Regions from separate parts of the Homo sapiens genome. Here region 2 is linked to region 1. Evidence: chromatin contacts called from ENCODE POLR2A ChIA-PET data. All regions are on one chromosome and are shown on one strand. The core of a region is the stretch at or near the end of the contact, and the rest is flanking DNA. Distances in the headings are between cores, read along the strand shown.

What was found. ChIA-PET counts read pairs that join two places held with the same protein, here RNA polymerase II (POLR2A).
Region 2: POLR2A ChIA-PET joins it to region 1 with 11 read pairs in WTC11. The contact joins the promoter of SNHG14 here to the promoter of SNURF in region 1. POLR2A ChIA-PET finds 5 or more read pairs at or near these places in 3 of 52 experiments (IMR-90 and WTC11).

The regions. Positions count from the first base shown.
Region 1 is chr15:24,953,603-24,956,302 of GRCh38, reverse strand. SNURF (SNRPN upstream open reading frame) reads right to left here and starts at 1,316. Exons shown (of 3, transcript NM_001394334.1): 1 at 1,241-1,316. The coding sequence starts at 1,254. It overlaps SNRPN (small nuclear ribonucleoprotein polypeptide N), which reads right to left and starts at 1,316. Exons shown (of 10, transcript NM_003097.6): 1 at 1,241-1,316. The region is part of intron 4 of SNHG14 (small nucleolar RNA host gene 14); the gene reads right to left. RefSeq lists enhancers at 1-335, 336-901.
Region 2 is chr15:24,822,322-24,825,021 of GRCh38, reverse strand. SNHG14 (small nucleolar RNA host gene 14) reads right to left here and starts at 1,414. Exons shown (of 148, transcript NR_146177.1): 1 at 1,199-1,414. It also overlaps a transcript of SNRPN not described here.

The DNA of each region.
Region 1 (2,700 bases), core at 67-2,566:
AGCTGCACAATGGCAGTGACGCAACACAGACCCCCAGGTTATTTCGACATAGCCTTCCAAGACCTGGTTCCCAACAGAGAGAAACAATGAAAAAAAAGTAACCCCCAGGCATCACCTGGCCTATCAGTCAAAAGATCTGTAAATGCAAGTTCTGCACATCATTCCAGTCTTCTTATGCCATAGCCTCTAAAGCGAGGGTTCCTAAAGGGTACGCAAGGATTCCACGCATTTCTGCAGCCCCTGCGGCAGTGTAGGCATTGCGCAGTTTTAATAAAAAAGCACCACCACCACAGTAGGCAAACCAGATGACCATCGCAGGTCACAGGAAAATTAAAGGCTGCGGACTGTGCTACTGCCCCTTCTGATGCCCCCTCCTCTACACAGCAATCATTCAGCGTCCCTTAGTCACTCCGGACAGCGACAGGCCCCGCGGCCGCCATGCCCACCGCCTCCATGCCATGCCCACCGCCGCCATGCCTACCGCCGCCAAAGTCCACCACCGCCATGCCTACCCGCTGCCAATGCCCACCGCCGCCAATACCCACTGTCGCCGCCTTCCCCCTACCTCCCAGCCACTTCCTACGGACTCTCCCCGCGCCGCGACCACCAACACAACCCCCACCACTGTCACACCGACTCATCCCCCTGGTCCACTGCCATAGCCTCCTCGCCTCGGTCACTGCGACGAATTCCCCCCCCAGTCGCCCCACGTACCCTGCTCCACCACGCAGTGGTCACTATTATACACCTACCTGCGCTCAACACCCCCTAAATACCGATCACTTCACGTACCTTCGCCCCGCCACAATCACTCCAATATACCTACCTCCGCCTAAAATCCCTATGCACTGGTCCCCCCACGTACCCTCGCCACACGGAACTGCAATCACCCTGATGTACCCACCTCCACCCATGTCCCTTGCCCACTGCGGTTACCCCGCATGCTCCCAGTCACCACCGCCCTTCCCACCGCAGACACCCGCAATAGGACCTGTCGCGACACCACAGTTGGGGGCGGATGGGGGACGCGCCCCAATGCGAGCGGACAGGATACCATCGGGGCAGAACGGCACAACAGCAAGCCTCTGAACATTCCGGATCTGGTTCTCCAGAACAAAGGACTTTAGGGCCCAAATTCCGTTTATTCAGTACTCCAAGTCCTAAAAACTTGGAATATCTGATGAATAAAAGTGGCCGCTCCCCAGGCTGTCTCTTGAGAGAAGCCACCGGCACAGCTGACCTTGCCCGCTCCATCGCGTCACTGACCGCTCCTCAGACAGATGCGTCAGGCATCTCCGGCGGCCGCTCCACTCTGCGCCAGACTCGCTGCAGCAGCGGCAGGCTTCGCACACATCCCCGCCTGAGCATGCGCGCCAGCCTGCCTCTGCGGCCGCGCAGGCGTGCTTGTTTGCCGCAGTGCAGGGGTCCCAGCTCCCTCCCTCACCGGAATGACCTGGGGGGAGGGGGCTACTGGACCCCTAGGGCCCCACAGCACTGTTGCAATGAGAGGGGGCCTCTAGAAACCATAAGCAACCTGGGATCAATGGACATGTCTACCTGTTTTTTAAAATGTGTAAAATACTAAAGAAATAATTCTTGGTTCTACAATAAATTTTTGCACACACCACTGGCCAAACAATCCTAATTTACACTCACCCTCAGGTCTTCCTATGTGCGGTACAAAAAAGCTGGTTTGGAAAAGTTAAATGCGCCATAACCACAATCAATGCAAATACGCCAGACTTGAAATCCTTCCAAAAGAAAATATCCCTAACTCTAAAAGCATGCTACATTGTTCAAATTTGGTGCGATTTTTCTACCCTTTTTCTACTTTCTACATTTTGAGGGGGTAAATTGTGAAAATTATCTCCCCCAAAATCACAATATAATTAAACTCTCCTATACGGAATGGATAGATCATTCAACTCAAAAACACTGGCTATTCAATTTTTGTAAAACAAAAATATGAACTTAGACCCCCACCTAAGATCTAAGTAGGAGAGCCTTTCTTTGCCTATTAGAATTGGATACATTAAAATTTTTACCAATAATCAATGATAGCTGGAGTGGGGAGAAACAGGCACTTTTATATAATACTAATGGACAAGTAAACATTATTTACGACATAATATTCTATCTGCAGAAATAACGGAAGCATCAGTAACTCCAAAATTTAGACGCTGATGTAGCTTGGGAAAAGACACTGCAGAAAAGAAGAAAATAATCCTGAAACTGCATCTGCATAGTTTTTACACACATTTGCCCTTTCTCAATTGCCCATTATCGAAGAAGGGAGGGTGATGTGAGTGGAGGTTGACTAAATGGTTAAATCCCCTCCCAAGCCCTGTAAGCTACTGCTCAGTTCCCAATGATCCTACATTAAAACAGGTGCGCAGAGGCTTATCAATGCTGACTTCTATCGTAACAAAATCTCAGAAACTGTGTAATGTTCCTCACAGAGAACAGATAGGCTAACTAAATAAACGTATATATAAATAATAACATGCAATATGGCTGATGGAAAAAATGATGTATTAGGCTGAATCATATAAAATTGTCAATATTGAATTGTTTTGACCTACAAAAACATTGCAATTTCTAATAGTTCATTGATACATATTCACATAAAATAACATGGGAAGTTGACTCTGATCACGGGAGTCAATCGAAAAATAAAATGTAGGCTGGGCACAGTGGCTT
Region 2 (2,700 bases), core at 165-2,664, 130 kb after region 1:
CCATAAGATTGAGGATTTCATTACTTGTATAACAGCCATTTGCTATTGAATCTCATAGATCCACCCTGCAGGAATGAGTCCTTCATTAGAGAATGTGTTTCTCTCAATTCAATCCTGTTGGCATTTGCACAATTCGTATTGCAGAACCTAAACAATTCCTAGCCTGCTTTTTGGACTCCTAAGTTGTTTCTTCAAGAGGAAGTTAGTGTTTAACCTAGGGTGAGGAATCCTATCTTTACTTGCCATCTAGTCTCATACAAACGATATATGAGGAGTGTCAAAGGTTCAGCCTAAAACAATGGACATTAATGGAGCACGTAAAACCTAAAAAGTAGGTAAACTATTGACTAAGTCAATAAAAATGAACATATAAAAATTAAAAAAGTAGTTTGCTCATTGATATAGAAGAAATAAAGATTGTAATTCCCTTTCTACAAGATGATACTATTAAAATATATGCTGCTTGAAGATGTATGACATTTCCTGAGTGGCATTTTTATTTCAGTGCAAACTAATCACTCATAAAGGAGTAAGAAAATAATACATCTCTGTATTATGGATTTTCTGTAGGAAGGCAAGTCAAGCAGCCATTTACAAAACCAAAGTGAAAATACTCAAATATGCAAGCCAATGTCTATAGCTTTTGGGTAAGGAGAAAAACAAACAATATGACGACACTCATTTGCACGGTAGCAAAGTAGCTGTCTCTGCATTCAGAATGGGACTCTCAGTGTTCTGTCTACACAAATTAATTCCTTGTGCACCTTCCACAATAAGAACAAACTAAGCCACGTAATTTAAACTATCATAGCTTCTTTAAGCCTGCGATTGTAAGTAAATTTTGTCCTGTGGCTCTCAGGAAAGTCTCTGACCCTCTCCTTTTCAACCAGTCGTATTTCATAGCAAATTTCTGGAAAACACTAAAACAGAGAATATGTAACATTTGTCTTTCTTAATAAAGTGCTATTTTCATTTAATTACTAAAGAAAGATGATTGAACAGATGAAAATAATTAAATATGTATTTCGAAAAATGATTATGATAGCATTTTAAAATACAGGAATGAAAGGCATTAATATACAATACAAAATATGAATTGGTTTTAAATGATGTTTATGTGATTAAAAGAAAGACAATCGCATGCAAGTTTTAAAGATATCTGCACCCCCACCTCCAAAAAAGCAATATGAAATGTTACCAGGAAGGTGTCATTGATCAGCGACCACAGTTACTGTAGAGAAAAGCCTTTCTTATGCAAAAAGGCCGCATTCCTCAAATAGCCCCAGAGAGAGGGCAGGGGGCAGCTGACCTTGCCCCCGCAAACCACACAGAAGGCTCTGAGCTCAGCTACAGTGGCTGCGGCCAGCCCTTGGTGGGCGTGGTCTGCAGCAGGAGGACCGCATTCGAGGTCGGCGCAGGAGGACAACTGCGCTTGCGCAGGAGGCACCCAGGGATGACTGACAGCTCTCTGCCACCTCTGGCTGTTGCTGGAGGAGTACAAAGTACCCCAGGTTCCAAAAACCAGGCAACCATAATGAGGAGCCTTGACATCTAATTTATTTCACTGGGACTGGACTAAACAAATAAAGCGGGGAGCAGTGTTCGGGGATTGTCAAGATTCAAGAGAACATTAGAGACATAAGCAACAACAGCAATGTTCTAAAGTTCTAAATCCTTTTATTTCAAGGTACAGCTGGGAATATTGGTGTAGGAGCAAAGTATCCAGGATTTACTAGCCTCTTTCTTCCTTTTAGAACACCACAGTAGATAGGCTAAAGGGCTGTGGATGGAAAATTCTTGTATTAAATGAAGACTCTTAGTAATTAAGACAATGTAATATTTGCACAGATAGAAAGGTGAACCAATGAAATAAAGGAAAGCTCAAAACAGACAAAATAATATAAATGCAAATAATTAATAAGAGCAGTTATTAGTAGAAAGATGGCTTTTACAATCAATGTTCTAGGAAATTAATGTTCATTGGGGGAAGTTAAATGTACCTTTAACTTCACATTACACATAAAATTAATTGCAGGTGCATCATAGACCCAAATATAAATACCTTTTAATACAGTATTTACAACCTATGTTAGGAAAATATCTTCATGACTATAGGCTAGCATAAGATTTATTAAATTAGACCTACAATGTATTCACAATTTAACAGAAAAACATTTTCTAACATAGTTTATGTGAGCAAGGACTATGGAGACAGCCCTTTTTTTGCAGGGCTTTAGCTCAAATTCAGAACTTGTACTTAGGAGTGGTAATAGAACCTACCTTTTGATATTTTGGGAGAAATGAATGAACTAATGATACATAATGCCTGTAGATAAATATCAGGTCTATACTAATCACAACATCAGTATGCTAATATTGACAGTGTTTTCTAAGTAATTTAAATATATTTTTTGTATCAATTGTAAAATACATCATTATTTTACGCCATAGTAAAGGAATAAAATCATTGACAAGATATGGTACAAATACTTCCTACACCTTATAATTTTTACCTCACAATTAATGACAATAACTCTTTTCGACATATATAAATGTGGATATTTGTTTTATATCACTCCAATGAGATGCAAATATAAGCAAATCACGTTAAAAAAGGTATTGCTGCTCGGCGCGGTGGCTCACACTTGTAATCCCAGCACTTTGGGAGGCCGAGGCGGGAGGATCCTGAGGTCAGGAGAT